Regions from separate parts of the Mus musculus genome. Here region 2 is linked to region 1. The links are chromatin loops, found by intact Hi-C in ENCODE. Cell type or tissue: left cerebral cortex. All regions are shown on one strand.

Region 1 (8,000 bases):
GAGCGTCATCCACTTTGGTGTGGACTCTGTTGCGCTCTACAGTCTCTTGCCAATGGGCTGCAACCATTTCTGAGTCCCACCACCATGAAGGACAACCGGCACCCCGCAGTGCCCCAAGTCGGGATGTGTGGTAGGTGAGTTAGGAATTCAGTGCACTTTGGATGCTAGATGCTCCCCCACTTAGCCATGGGCATATCAGGACACAGTCCCATCCTGAATGGAGGAACATGAGGCCTTCACGTTGAATCACAAAATGCTACTCAGAAAAACACATTAGACTGATATGACGCCAATGGATGCTGGTTTGGTTTATTCAGAGACATTATCTGACAAAATTAGTTTTGGAAAAGGTAATGGGGGGTGATTTTAACACAAATACAGTCATTAGTCCCAGACATTTGGGATACAATTATAAGCCTTACGTGTTGCTCTAAACAAATCTCTTAAAGACTGCCTTAGAAAAAGCAAAATGGAACATATTTTGTGAAAATTGCGAACAGGCATCTACTGGAAAAATGAAAGTGACTGTCCTAATGCCGACGGAAAATGGGCTCTTAGGGTAAGTCTCTATGACATTGTCCTCCAGTTCTAAAGGTACTAAATCTCAAAGAGCCGGGATGAAAGCAGAGAGCTGTTCTCTGAAAGCCACATTAGGTGACTCAAGCCAGCAGCTCTGGGGATGACAAAGACGTTATTAAAGACGCACAGTGAAAGTTCAGCTCAGCTGCCTCGTGAATGTGAGCAAAGCACATGACACCAAACTAATGCTTTATGTAACGATACTTAAAGGGGCCTGGACCACAAGAGTAATCAATTAAAGGTCAGAGGTGGCGGTTGGCCTGTTGCATCTACGTCTCTCTATGCTGTTTTAGGTTGTCCCCAGACTCTGTGCCTTCTTTGGGTTGAGGAAGAAAAAAAAAAAGGTATGGGGCCTATATGGTACATGACTCCATCTTGAAACTTACAGATAATTGGTGTCTTGGGTTCTCCTGGAGATGACTTCCTAAAGAAGTCCTGGGAGAAGTATAGATCCAGAAGAAACTAGAGGGAGATGGCTTCTGTAGGCAACCCTTCAGAGAGGTGAGAGCTATAGACAGGATATGGGAAAGAGCCAATCTGGAAGAAGGTTAGTGCATAGCATCTACTAAGACCCTTGCTGTGTGACCCATGGTGTGTAGAATAGAACTCACTGGTTGTGAAAATTCTCACTCTCCTCTACCTCTTTGGGGGTGAAAGTTCCCCCAACATGTGCTTCCCTGTGTTCAGCAGCCCTTCTCCACCCAGTGGTCCTTCACCAGACAGACACCCTTCCTCAGCACAGGGTGGCCCACTACCACCTTCCACCTGGTACTGCACACAGTCAGATCTCCCTAAATTAGGCATGCAGAGGCTTGGGTCAATGTTTTCCTTAATGCAATTACTAAGTTGGGAGGACCTACATGAGGCCACTAGAAACTACCGAAAGCCATCAGAGACAGCCCTAGTAGTCTAGGAATAACATATAGGGGCATTGCTTAAGTCCCCAGTCTGACTGATTTGCTTTTGTGCCTAAGTCTTTTTGAGTTGGATTTTAGTCGTTTGGTACCAAGAGCAGTGATGGATATTCAGCCATTCTCCTAACCCACAGGGACACTGAAGCTTCCTTAGACCCCAGAGTGAAGGGAGGCATATATTCTTGAATGTCAGTTGACCCCTAGTACCCTCCTGCTCACTTCGACGCTGGGATGAAAGATTTACCTAACATTACCTCATGGTAGACTTAAATACAAGGCTTGGTTCCCCCAGGAAGCCTCTAATGGATCTACATTTGAGAAACAAATCAGATTGATGGAATGAGCTAGTCTTTTCTAGAAATAGCCGTCTGCAGCTTGCATCAATTCCTCTGGCTTCCCATTCTGCTGTGCTCGCGGCCATCAATTCCCTCCTTATCGAACTCCTCAGACGACTGCAAGGCAGATCCTCAAATGGAGAGGTGGGATGAGGAGCAAGGAAGAAGGATGTGCGTGTGTGCGAGAGCTTCTGGGAGCTCAAGCTGTTGAAACCAACTCCAGTCTTGCTAACCCAGCTGCGGAAAAGGCATCGATTGACAGGAAAAGTCAACACAAAACCAAACAAAAGAGAAAGCCAAACTTGCCCTTCAGAGAAGTTTCCAGAACATGTCAGACAGGGCTCATTCTGAGCTTCAAAATGCAGTTACTTAGAATGGACTAAGAGGATTTCTCTCTCTCTCTCTCTCTCTCTCTCTCTCTCTCTCTCTCTCTCTCCCTCTCTCTTTTAGTTTTTTTTTTAAATTATGCATTGTATTTATAATGAGTCACTTCAATTAATTAAAATTAAGTACAACAGAACACAACAGATAAAAATTAATAGCAGAAAATGAAGAGCCTCCTCTGCCACTTAGGAACAGCAGCGTCGTGTGCTAGCATGACAGAGTGAAAGCAGAGGGTAGAAACCACGCATGGAAACCCAGCAGAACCCAGAAGCAACTGTAAAAGGAGAACAATCGCTTCCAGATGAAAACATATACCACCTTTCTCACTTGAGCCATGAACGTGTGAGCTTGTGAGAGTCAAAAGCATAGTCTATTTAACCCACTTTAGCAGAGGTAGATGCAGACATGTCTTTGGTTCTCTATGGTCTCCACTGCAACGTTCAACGTTTTAGGATACAAGGAAGACACAACGGGATTTTAGATTGCCCTTTCAGAAACAATGGGTAAAGCCTGGTGGGTGGCAACTATGATGCAGGAGGAGTTCCGTACGTTTGAGGCAGCCTGGGCTATGTAGCCAGATCTTTCGTGGAGAGAGAAAACAGGAAAGGTACGATTAGAAGCCACAACAGCTCCCCAGGAAATAGCTAGTGGACAAAGTAGGAATGCCCGTGTGTTCTGCTAAAGCAACAGGGTGCTATACTGGAGTCCACCACTAGAGGCATCAGAACACCAGGCTCTACCGTCAGAAGGGCAGGAAGAAGCCTAGGCTGGGTCAGGGCAAGGGGGTTTGGGAGATACGGGATACCCAGAAATTCCATCTTGGGAAAGATGCCCCCAAATCACAAATGTAACTTTGGATGCAAGTGACAAACTCGAAATGGACCCGGTTCAGTGAGAAGCTGGGAAGAAAGGACACATACCTATCAGGAGGGGACGGGTACAGACCTTTCTGGGATAAGAATAGAAAGCCCACCTCCCCCAAGTGCCACCACATTCCCCACGGGACTTCTAGGGAGTTGGGGGTGTGGAGAAGCAGCTGTCTTCCTATAGTCTCCAGGACCAGAAGGGAGAAAGAAAAGGAATTTTCCCCTCAAATCCAACCGGTGAGTCCCAAAAGAGGATACAGACAAACTGCGTTTGGCATTTGGCTCTCCTAAGCCAGATGCTGAATGTGTGGGTGTTAGATGACAAAGAGAAACGGCAGTGAGCCCCCCCCCCCTTAATAAAGATCTCTGACAGTAGTGTGTGTGTGTGTGTGTGTGAGAGAGAGAGAGAGACAGAGAGAGAGACAGAGAGAGAGAGAGACAGAGAGAGAGAGACAGAGACAGAGACAGAGAGAGAGAGAGAGAGAGAGAGAGAGAGAGAGAGAGTTTGAATTACCATCATGTAAACACTGGAAGATCTATTTACTGTCAAATTCTAGATTTTTCTCATAGAGACCAGAGCTGGCTTTCTCCCTGTATAGGAGCTAAGATTACCCGGATGATAGTTTGGTTTTTGCATTTGTTTTGTTTTGTTTTGTTTTGTTTTGTTTTGTTTTGTTTTGTTGGGTTTTGTCCTTCCTTCCTTCCTTCCTTCCTTCCTTCCTTCCTTCCTTCCTTCCTTCCTTCCTTCCTCCCTCCCTCCCTCCCTCCCTCCCTCTTTCTTTCTCTCTCAGTTCTGAAGCAAAGCTCAGTCCTTAGCAGCAGGACTCAGGTGTGAGGGACCAGAGAATCTGAGTGCCGCATGCTACTGCCTCTTCTGGGCAGGCTGCAGCGCCCGCTCCTCTGTCTCTGATTTACATTTGTTTTTCTGAACGGCTTTTTTTTTCTTTTTCTTTTTCTTTCTTTCTTTCCTTCCATGTGCTTCCTAAAAACACGGTTCTGAGGGAGAGCTGGGGTGTTTTGAAGTTGGGAGGGTGGTTGCTGACCATATCCACGTTCCTTCTCACAGGGACCCTCACCCCATCCCCCGGTCTTCTCTTTTCCCATCTCTCACCCTGCTCTCTGCAATGCTCAGCTTCTCTGGGTCTCAGCCTCCTACGAGGCCCCTGCCTATACTCCTGTCCTTATTCCTCTGGGGGTCATCATTCTTCCTTCAGTACATCTGGGTGGCATTTACGTGAAAGCAGCAAAAAGGAACAAACAAGCAAGGGTCGCCTGCGTGCTCAGACTGTAAGCTTCGCCTGCTCTGCAGGGGTCCAGCCGAGGCTGGCAGTACAAACCCTGCTGGCGATTAGCCTGCTCCTGGTTTAGCCATTTGAACTTCAAAAAATATAAACTAAGACCCAGCAAGGTGTCCGGGTTCGGAGCAGACCCGGGGTGCAGTGGAGGGGGTCCAATCACCCGCCGGGGATCAGGTCCTGCCAGGTCCTGGGCAGCCTGCAGCTCCTGCTGCAGTCGGCGCTGGCTATTCCTCGCAGGCAGCTGTAGGGGGCGCCGTTGAAGCTTGGTAGACGATTTTCCAGCAAATACAGAGTCATGCTTCGCTTTTTTTTTTTTCCCCCGGATAATAAATCCACAGAGCTTGTTTTTAACCCCCACCAGAGGTTAAAGTAGTTTCATAAAAAGTTTTTGGTAAATTCATGGGTAACTTTTTGAGGTTATGTGAGGTTGTTGTCAAAAAAATAAAAAGAAAGGGAAAGAGAAAAACAGCTTTTAGCTGTTGTTCCCTCTCTGCTCATGTAAGACCAGAGTCACAGGAGGGCGGATGGGAGGGGGATTGGAGCTTGGTGTTTTTCCAGAACAGTCCATGCACAGCCGCAGCTCCCTAGTCCCCCCGGAAGCCTAGCGATGGGGCTGGGGGTCGTGGGTGGCTGCGTAGGGTCTGCTCTGCACCCCAGCCTGCAGCCACCTGCCAGACAGCTGCCCCCGAGTTCCTGCCGGCGCCGGGGATGCAGTGCTGCAGTCTTCTCGATTTTTCTACAGCTCCCAGCCCGCAGACCCCTGCCCAAAGCGAGTCAGGGTGTAGAGAGAGCTGGTCGGGGGTCTTTGCATGCATTTCCCGAGTGGCAGTCAGAGTAGGGGTTAAACGGATTAAGAAGTTTATCCAATTGATAGGGAAGGAGACTGGAGGAGGCAGAGGGAAACAGCGCAGTTAAGGGAGGGGGCGTCGCACATTAACTATGATTCAGAGACTCAAATGCACCGAGTTCGTTTTTCATCTGCCTTTAGCTAGAAGAGAAAAATAAGGAAATTATAGAAAATTGAGACGCTAACATCCCTAAGAGCACTGTGCGCCCGGGGGTGCTTTAATGAACACTTAATAATTTCAAATGTTCGTGCTCAGAGGTGGCTTTGTCCGTCTCCAGCATGTCAGGTGCCTCGTAGCCATCAAAAGCTAATGCCTTTGGGCTGGGACAAAAAAAACAAAAAACAAAACAAAACTGAAAGTTAAAAACAAACAAACAAACAACATTTTAAGAGTTTTAGCAGAGAGGGGGCTATCTAGGAACCTATCTTTTCATCCACTATGAACTTGGGCACGACTCCCTGCCAGTGAGGATGGGGAGGTGGGTAACCTTGGCAGCCACCTCTGACCCCAAAGGCCATATCGAAACTCAGGTGAGGAAAAACATTTGGCGGAAACCCTCAAATGCGGAAGCAGGAAGCTGCTTGTTGTTGGAGCTGATTCTCTGAGCTCCCTGCCAGCATCCAAGGTTGAGGTGAAGGCCAACAGGAGAGGGGAACCTTGTCTGGAGGTTGGGGACCTTAAGCAGAGCACCAGTGACTTTTTGAGCTCCCTCTGGAACATCCATCAGAGATGTACATGAAGCATAAATACCCTAGCCTTCTCTGTGTCGCACTAGGGACCCAGTCCCTGGCAGCGGAATGAGACTCCACAACTTCTGGCTCACTCCTGTGGCCTAAAGACATCTTCTCTAGATGTGGGGTGAAAACGGTAGCGCCCCCTACTGTTTGCTACCCTGGTCACACGCTACAGAGTACTGTCATTTTGTAACAGCTCTCTGCCAAGACCTCGCTCCCTGTTGGACCTAGAGGATCCTGTGATGTGGGCCTCTCAGCAACGCCCCCCTCCCCTTGGAATGAGTCAGGACTTTCTAGACAGAAGCCAGATTAGACACTAGCCATACTCCATTTTACAGATGAAGGCCTGGGGCAAAAAGAGACAGATGTCCCTCGACTTAAAAACAAATGAATTCTAAGTCCACAAATGAAATTACTGGTTTCTATAACACCCCCGCTTCACAGGAAGCTGGGAGACCGAGGACAGCGGCTTCAGCGTCTCAGGTGCGCTGAGTCCAAGGCAAAGCAGAGCGTGAGAGCAGATGCTATGGCAAAAACAACTTCCATCAAAACAACCTTGCTCTCAGCTCCCAGCCAGATGTGGACACCTAACCCCTCTTGATGCAAAGGGATTAGGAAAAGGTTAGGCAGGTGGCAAAGGGCCATTAGCATCAGAATCAAACCTTTCCCATGACATCATTAGGGGGCTTAAAGGACTGAACAGCAAAGCCCCTTCTCCTTGGGATTCTGTCACCTAAGGTTGGTGGCGGATCACCTGTCTCCTCCAGAAGACTCGCTGTTTCGGACATTTTGTGTCTCAGATTTCTGCTAACACCTTAGTTAGAATTAATCCTAAAGGTTCTAACCAAAAGGGTCAATTGGGAATTGAGGGGTGTGGTGGTGGGGTGGATGAGAGGGAGGGGCCAATGGGGTGAGAGCGATGTTGAGGGCTCACAGCTCACCCTACCCTATTTTCTACTCTCATTTGGTTGCCCGGCCTAGCATTTCACAAGAGAAATTTCTAGAACAAAATTCAGGCTTCATTTGTAGTTCCCCTGGGAAGGGTGGTTTGCGGAAAGGCTTTCTTTCAGAAAGAGACGCATCCTCAAGATCTGGCCCCCTCCCGTCTCCATGAATACCTGCTTGTTCTTTTCAAGTAGCCCCATCTCCACTGACCTGGTCATTAGCACCGGTGGCACTTTTGCCTTTTCGATTTCTGGGGGTCGGGGTGGGGGAGTTCAAACTTCTGAACTGGTTATGGTATGGGACTCGGTAGGTAGAGCACCTGCCTGGCACGCACAAAGCCCTGGGTTCAATCCCAAGCACAGCACAAACACAGCATGATGGTTCATTCTGCATGTGGAAACAGGAAGATCAGAGGTTCAAAGTCGTCCTGGCATATGTAGGAAGTTCAAGGCCTGTCTGGGTTACATGAGACCCTTACTTGGAGACAAACGGGAGGAGACACAGAGACAGAGAAGAGAGCCAGCATGCAAGTTACTCCAGTAAACAAGACTCTTTTAGTGGTTGCTAAGGAAACACTTAGGATTTAGATAAACAAGTAAATAGTTAAGTGCTATGCATCTTCACTGACTGTTGTAGCATGTATAGTTTTTTTTTTTTTTTTAATCTTTTATGATTCAAGGAGGGAAGCAAGGCGGCTGGAGATACCCAGCAGCTATCCCCCACCGCCCTCCCTCCCACCCTCCCTCTGCAGTGGGGGGCTGAATGGAGAGGCCATGGGGACAGGTGCGGGTGTGCTGCAGACCTCCTGTTCCTGTTTGTGTGCCTCAGCTCTCCTTGTCCCCCCCCCCCAGCCGGTCTTGTCAGGACCCCTCATTCAGAAACTGAGTCATATCAGAGAGCTCATCGTTCTGCATGCGTAATGACCTGTTTACCCGTCTCTGTGGGCTCCCCTTGCCAGACCCAACTCTCCCAAAGGACAGGGCCATAGCGTCTTCTCATTTGCCTGTCCTCTGCTCCCACACACTGCCTGGCACACAGCAGGGCCCGGTAATTGCACGAAAACCTCAGGACTCATCTCCTTTGCAAAAGTGTCATGG
Region 2 (8,000 bases), 110 kb after region 1:
GCCAGCCAAGTACTTGCTCTGACTACCCTGCCACCCCAAACCGCATCCACCAGTGCCTGCCCTCCTGTGGGTGTAGGAAAGTGACTCTGTCAGCCTCGGGACTCTTTCTCCAGGCCTCGTGCAAAACCTCCAAGCAAAAAGAACCTCTTCCGCCCCCACAGCCTTCTGAGCCGCGCTGTTTTGGTGAGACAGGATGTTCATGGCCGATGTGTTCCTCTGCATATGCACAAGGGTATTTGCCTATCATTTGTTTGCTCTGCATAAGATCTCCACACACAACTGGTGATTTGTCTCTCTAAAACAGATGCCCCAGACTTCTTTCTTCCTCTCTCCCTTTATTAAACCCAACATCTGGCCCTCTGTGTAGAGGCGCCATCCTGCAGCAGGCTGTGAGGGGCAGGAAAGGAGACATGGTTGAGGGAACAGAGTTTAACCCTCAAGCTCCAGTCACTTTTCTGGGGACCCTGGGCAGACTTCACTCTCCCTGCAGCTCAAATCCCTTCTTGACAAAATGGCCAATCTACTCCCTCCTTGCTTGCCCATTGGGGAAGAAATGGGGACTCAAAAATGGTTTGAAGCTTAAGGACTGAGACACAAAACCCTGAGTACCAGAAACATGGCACCATCGGGCCTCTCTTAGAAGAATCTGGATAAGGTTGTGTCTCCTCTGTTTGATTTCAGTGACTCCGAAGAGTTGGACAAAGTGACCCTAACAGTAAATGTAACTACTGGCAGGCAATGGCCTCAAACCCACTGCAGGCTCAAGGATGTGCCAAGCTTGCTGCATTTCCTCAAGGCCCATCACATTTAAGCCGGCTGCATAGCATCGCACAGCCAGAGAGTAGTCTCACACCCACGTCCAGGCCTGGCTGAGTGCTACCCTCATGTTACTGAGCGTCGAACAGCCTCCTTCCCTCTCTAAGTCTCCATTTCCCTTCCTGCCAAGGGAACACAGGAGCAGGGGGCTGGAGGTTGCTAAGCCCTGTCTTGCTGGGGTGAAATCTCAATAGCTAACTTCAAACTCTTCTCGGGACCTATCAGTGGCCCTGCTTCCTGCTGCTTCCTGCTGCTTCCTGAGGCTTCCTGGCTGTGCAATCTTCTCCTGCTGTGGGATGGGCCAGGATGAGGGTATTGCTTCCTGCTGCTCAGCTTACAGCTCCCAATTCAGATGATACTTGCTTCTGATAGGCCATCAAGGGAATGAAGGCAAGATGCTGGGGAAGGGCTTAACCCCCCTCCTCATTTTTTATAGTCCTTCACCTTCCCAGATTTCAATTCGCAACCCTGTTGTCAAGGCAACACTAGGTTTCTCTTTCTGCATTCTAACGGCTCAGTGGAAGTAACCATAGCAACAAGAATACCTTGTGCTTTAAAGCCACTGAAACCCCGCCCCGAGCCCCCCCCCCCGCCCCCCCCCCAAAGCTTCAGGACTTTACCTTACATTATGTTTGGGCAACTTTTACCACAGCAGTAGTACCTGCTTGGTGCCCAATAAGCCTAATGAGTGATATCTGCAATAGTTAGCTTTTGCCAAGTAACAAACAACCCCAAAGCCTCATAACCTCAGACAGTTAGCATTTCTCCTATCTCTGAAGGTCAGCTACATGGTCCCTCTGGGGTCAGCTACACACACAAGTGTAACTCTGCTGAGCCACCCATCTTGGCAGAGCTCTTAGGTATCTGATTGTGGGCTAATACCTTACAATATCAAAATTCTCTCCCCCCAAAAAAGTTTTCATGCTAAGCAGCTGGCCCAGGCTCTTTCGGCCAAAGGCAAGAGGTTCATGGAGAGCGGCAGAGGCAGGGAGGGCATTCAAACAGGCTGAAGTCCACAGGTATGGAGATGTCTTGGTAAAACATCTGTCACGTGCCTCAGTCAAGACAGTCCTAGGCCTGGACTGCTAAAAGTAGTAAAGAGACAGAATCCACTGTTGGAGAAAATGGAGGTCTGAGGTGGGAGGGAGGTAGAGGGTTACTAATGTCTTCTTAGACATCTTCCACGTTAACTTTGATGGTTTTGAGGAGGCCCGTTGCCATCTGCATGGGACCCAAGTTCAGTAGCCACAGAGCAGCCTTGGTAAAGAGGAAGCAGAAGTTTAGGGATTCTCGGCTTTCTCATCTCTTCTAGAGAAAGTGTTTCAGGCTTCCAGTTCCTCATGAGCAGTGGTTACTTCTGTGTGAGCTAAACAGTCCATTTGAGCCATAGACTGAGAACACAGTCCCCACTCACCCCCAGGGAAAGGACACAGAGTGCCAGAGGACATCATTCCCACCACCACCAGCCAAGACATAGACCCAGGACCCCAGCCTAGGATAATGGTTGATTTGTCAAGAAGAGGAACCAGGGATAGCTGAGAAGGTTAACCATTTTCCTCTGGTAAAATGCTGGCAATTAGCCAGGCAGTGGTGGCACATGCTTTTAATCCCAGCACTCGGGAGGCAGAGGCAGGTGGATTTCTGAGTTTGAGGCCAGCCTGGTCTACAGAGTGAGTTCCAGGACAACTAGGGCTACACAGAGAAACCCTGTCTCAAAAAATAAATGAATAAATAAAACAAAACAAAAAAACAGAAAATGCTGACAATTTTTAGGGTTCTGTCAAAACTATTTAAAAAACAAGTTTTAGTGCTGAGAATGGACCACAGTTGGCAGAGTGGCAACCTAAGGGGATGAGACCTGGGCTTGTTCCCAGGACTGCATAAACTAGGTTTGCTGCTGCCTGTAATGGCAGCACTTTGAGACAGAGACAGGAAAATTAGAAGTTCAAGGTTATCCATGGCTACATAATGAGTTCAAGGCCTGCTTGGATAACTGAGAACCTATCTGTTTGTTGTGTTGTGTTTTGTTTTGTTTTGTTTTGTTTTGTTTTGTTTTGTTTTGTTTTGTTTGAGTCAGGGTCTCCCTGTGTAGTCCTGGCTGTTCTAGAACTCACTCTGTAGAACAGATTGGCCTCCAACTCAAAGATCCGCCTGCCTCTGCCTCTCGACTGCTGGGATTAATGGTGTGTGCCACCACAACCCAGCAAGAACCTGTTTTAAAAATAAATAAATTCTTAAATGAGTAAAAACCTGAGACACATCAACAGTCCTAACCCTAGGCTGAGATTACAAAAACCATCCTCCTCTTGGCCATGAAGTTGTCTCCTTCCCCTGACTGTGGAGGCCCACTGGTCTCCAGGAGCCAAGCTTCACGCCTGCATGAGACATACCAGCAGCCCGACAGTGTGCTGAAAGCCATGATACTTTACTGTTTGCTTCCCACAGCACCGGGACCAACCTCAGTTTATAAAGTTTAGCTTCCTGTTATTATCCCAAGATTCTTATGACGGCAAGTGACAGGAATCAACTGACCATTTCTGATCAACTCAGGATCACTGGGTTCCTTCCCGAAGACAAATGTAGTTACGGCCTCAGTATGTCTTCCCAGTGCTTGAACAACCAACTAGAGAATGAAGACGGTGAGAGAGAAGATGCTTGTTGCTCGAGCACCAGAGAGTTGGGACCACCATGGAGTTTCTCTGAAGCCCTTGAAAACTGACATATCTTGAGTTCACGACCATCCTACAGAATGGGACCTACCTCCAAAGACAAATGGGCTCAGAAGATGGCTTTGACATGCAAGAATGAGGATCCGAATTTGGATTCCCAGCACCGGCTTTTAAAGCCTGGCAAGAGAACGCATGCCTCTAATCCCAACACAAGATTCTGGGAGAACTTGCTGGCCAGTCAATGTAGTCACATGACTGTCTCCTTGCAACTAAAGTGAAGATCAGCTGAGAGAAACATTCAGTGTCAATCTACTCTGACCTACATGGCTCCCCTAGACACACACACACAGACACACACAGAGATACACGCAGAGAAACACACACAGACCAATTAAAAAACAAAAAGTCAATAACTTCAAGAATGACCCTCAGTGCCCCCTGCTTCCAGCAGGACAAAGCCTCTGTCTGACATCCTGTGCACAGCCATACTCTAAGAGGCAAGCTAAGGGTTAAGCATCTTCTCCAGGGCAGGATCCACCTGCCTCTTCAGCCTGTACCCTGTCACCCCCCCAACCCCCCCATCCCACCCCCTGTTCCCTGTGCGTCAGCGATTGTCTGCCATTTGGCCTTCACAAAGGCAAGTACCCTGTAGCCTTTCAGAATAAGCCATGAAATCTGCTCTGAAGCCTCTGCCCCCAGCTGCTGTGGCTTCCTCTCTAATCCCACATGACTCATCCACTTTAAAATTCCCGCTTTCCACCCACTTCCTGAAATGTCAGGAGCCGCCTGTCACCACATAATCAAGTTTCTAGTACCCGGTTTGAAAACCTTCTTTTTTTTTTTTTTTTTTTAATAAAAAAGGTGATTGTTTTAAACAGAAGTAGAAGAAAAAAAGAGGCGTCTCACAGCAAAAAAATGACAACCCAGGAAGAGCAAGCAGACGCCAGGGACAGACAAGATACACGAGGCTGTCCGCATGATTTCCCTTTATTAGTTTTTAAAGTAACTTGCAAAATGGAACCAGGGACCGACGAGGATTCATTTCCGTTGTCTCAGTGGCGTGTGAAAAACAGTGGCTCAAAACTGTCACCCCGAGTAACCCAAGAACAGCTTCGCTTCTTATCCCAGACTTAATAAGATAAATCCTTGTCTGATGCGTGTTAATAAAAGCAGCTTTTTATGAAATATCCTTCAGATCGGCAACAAGTTCAACGGTCACAAAGTTGACAAAGAAGCAATATGTCAAAATTGATTCATTGCCTGCATTTTTAATGCTTTTAGATCATTTCCTAATTCACAAACCCGCTGGTTTGCCATGGCAAGGCTCCATTTTTGTCTACATTTGATATGAGGAAATTGAACCCATCAAGAAAATAGGAGGTTGGGTCACCGCGTGGGTCAGGGAGTAGGCGATTGGCTATTTCAGTAAACAATTTGCTTTCAGCTTGGTCTAAAGCTTTTTCTCTCCCAAAGTTTCATCTGCTGCTTGTTGTCTGGTTGGGGGGGAGGAAGGTACTTGTTTTTTGCCTTTTTGTAGGGATAGGCTTTTGTTGTTGTTGTTGTGGTTGTTTTACTTATTTATTTTTTTTAATACAGTTTCACCATGGATCCTAGACTGGTCTAGAACTCATTATAGAACTCAAGATTGACTTTGAACTTAAAACTCTCCTGCCTCCGTTCCCCAAGTTCTGGAGTGGAAGGGCTGCCCCACGGAGCCCCACTGCCTGTCTGTGACATAGGTATAACTGTGACCTTGTTGTACTCCCCAGGTTGTCCTTTCATATGGGTCTGGAATCTCTGGTAGCGAATCCCGGGGTGAAGAGAGATGTGAAGCTTGGTAATTTCTCCATCCTTTTCAGCATTCCCCCTGACACTGACAGTATGTGGAAATGACAGAAGAGAGTTATCCCTTTTGGAGATGGGGTTGAAGTTGGATGGGGGGCCTTGCCACCTGTCTGTCTCATTAGCCACACCATGAGTAATTTGCACGTGCATATTTGTGATTTTATTCAGTGCCTTCTATAATCCCACATTTGTCAATCTGACGACCTTCAGCAAACTCTTCCTGCTAGCTTCCTCTCTTGACTTGGTACCATTTTCCCCACCAAGACAGCGGGGGGGAGGGGGGGCACAAAGAGATGGAGCACCTTAAACCCCATGAAGGCAGGAAGCTATCTATCACTAGCTCCCTAGGGTTGGCTCTGGGGTGGGAGGCTTCAAAGTCTGTCTCGGCCTCAGCTCAGAAAGCTTCATGCCACTCTTGGAGGCCAAATGATGATTAACATTCTAAATCTTACAAGATCCTGGGATATAGAGTTCCAAGCATCCTGGAGCCACAGCTACTCATTGGCACTTCTCAGCAGGCTGAAAGTCATAGAGGGGTGGGCTCAGAAGAGTTCACTCAAAGCCTACATCTCATATGCAACCATGGGGGCAGGGGTTGGAGTAGACGGAGCATCTGGACATCCGTCCTAATGACAATGAGATCTCAGCTCCCTCACAACATTCCCCAGCACCAGCTCGCATCAGTCAACCTCTGTAGAACATAAGGAGCAACCATTTCATGTGAGATACAGCACTAAGACAATTAGAACATGTGACCAGCTTCGGGTATCTTAGCCTTTCTAACACCCCCATATACAAACCTTTTCTGCTAGACCTTGGAAAGATTCTCCCAAGGCATGCACACACACACACACACACACACACACACACACACACACACACACATACCACACACAATGCTTTAATCATCATGTGCCTCTAGAATGTACCCAGGCCCATTCTAACTTCTTCGTACAAGCAAATTAATCTACAAGATGAATGTGGCTACCCCTATTCCTAAAAACAAAGACTTGGAGGTTTATCGGTTGTCAAGGCAACAATAGCAGTTTTCTCTCTGACTCCTTAATGCCTAGATTTATGTTTCCATAGTTACAAGAAATCCCTAGTTCTTCAAGGTATCAAATATTGGCCTACTGGAAGTTCCAGAGGCGGGATTGTGCCCATCCACTCCTCACCTTGGGAGCTCCTGGCTCTTTCCCATCCTGGGGTCCCTTGGAACTTGGCAGAAGCTTCTCTGGTTAACTGTTCAAGCCATGCAAGGAATTCTGGGGGTCAGGGAATAGAAAGGACCTAGAACACGATACTGTCAAGATGCCTACTGTGACCCACAGTGCCACAGAGAATTCTGCAAACAGGTTGTCCCATAGGATCCAGGCATAGCTTTGGTCTCAGAAAAGAGTCCCAGAATCTCTAAGATATTGCATCAAGACTTCAACCCCCCAAATTCATAACCTTTATGCGTAAGGCATAGGAGTCTCCTCCAGGGTTAATTCCTATGGTTTTAAAGGATTTTGTTTAGGCTAACTGATTAGCAAACCATGTTTGTGCACATGTGTAGTACTGCGAATAGAAGCTGTACTAGACAATCTTGCTGAGCTACATCTCTGGCCCTCTTCTCACTTTGATTTTAAAGAGTCTCACTAAGCTGCCTAAGCTGGTTTTAAACTCACTTCCCAGCCCAAGATGGTCTTCAACATCTCATCCTTGGTCCTCCTGCCTCAGACTCCTGAATAGCTGGGATTATGGGTTTTTGCCAAAGCATAGCAAAATAAGTTTTCTTCCCTTCTTTTAAAACGTGTTTTGTTCTTTTGTTTTTTGTTGTTGGTTTTTTTTTCCCCTGAGGCAGTGCTATCCATGCCAGGGTTGACTCAGTAAATAGATGAAGAGTATATCGCTCTGGCAAAGTAGAGATTAGTCATTGAATGTGTGTTTGTATGAGAATGCATGTGTGCATGCATATTCATGTATGTACTTGTGTGTGTATGTGTGTGCACAGGTGATAAGAAGGGACCCAAACTATGAAGCAGTAATCCTGTCAGAAAAGGGGAGATTTGGGAAAATGAGCACAGCATCCTTCTAGCCAAGAAGCTATTGGCTACCTCAAGCTTCTGGAGGAGAGGAAGTCCATATGAATCCATCTTCCGTCAGTGGCGTGAACTAGGTATATCAGCCATACCCCAGGGCAGGCCCAGGCTAAGGGAGAGTCGGTCAGTACCAATCAGATACCATGCTGTTTTTGTTTAATTCCGTGTGTGTGTGTGCATCTGTGTGCATGTGTGTATATGTGTGTGTGTTTTCTTTCATTTTGTTTTGTTTAGAGGGTTAAAATGTTTTAAGAGAATAAGTGTTGAAGTTGGGTGGGTAGAGAAAGTTGGAGAAGACCTGGGAAAATCTGGTAGAAGAAAGATTATGACAAAAATATAGTGAATGAAATTCTCAAAAATATATATTGAACCATCTTTAAAAAAAAATAAAATTGAAGATAAGGTATGGCCAAGATGAGACACCTAGACAGAAATAGTACATTGCAAGGTGCACACTCAAGTTCTGAAGGTCTCCCTAGTCACCTTAAGAAGAGTTGTGGTCACCCTTTGGGATGTGAGGAAGGGACTGAACTGGAGTTGTGGTAAGTGTGGCAGGTAGAGGGGACGCAGATATAACCATCGTGCT

What was found. Hi-C counts contacts between places; a loop is a spot of excess contacts. Peaks named below come from ENCODE experiments on the same cell type or tissue, not always from the same donor. Only the 100,000 strongest peaks of a DNase experiment are listed, where the experiment ranks them.
Region 2: it touches region 1 in a loop (2.1-fold over the local background); 2 of 42 quality-filtered maps call a loop at or near these places.

The regions. Positions count from the first base shown.
Region 1 is chr2:174,670,787-174,678,786 of GRCm38, reverse strand. All of the region lies in intron 3 of Zfp831 (zinc finger protein 831), which reads right to left. Among named protein-coding and RNA genes, the nearest start is that of Zfp831, 31 kb to the right of the region's middle. In left cerebral cortex, CTCF peaks have their summits at 2,921, 4,624 (motif pointing right) and 6,087 (motif pointing left); DNase peaks (open chromatin) are centred at 4,620, 4,982, 5,253, 6,111 and 1 more place; H3K4me3 peaks cover 1,541 bases; H3K27ac peaks cover 1,236 bases.
Region 2 is chr2:174,558,219-174,566,218 of GRCm38, reverse strand. No RefSeq gene overlaps it. Among named protein-coding and RNA genes, the nearest start is that of Gm46781, 45 kb to the left of the region's middle. In left cerebral cortex, no CTCF peak of the experiment used is centred here; DNase peaks (open chromatin) are centred at 868, 1,153, 1,215, 4,220 and 1 more place; H3K27ac peaks cover 278 bases.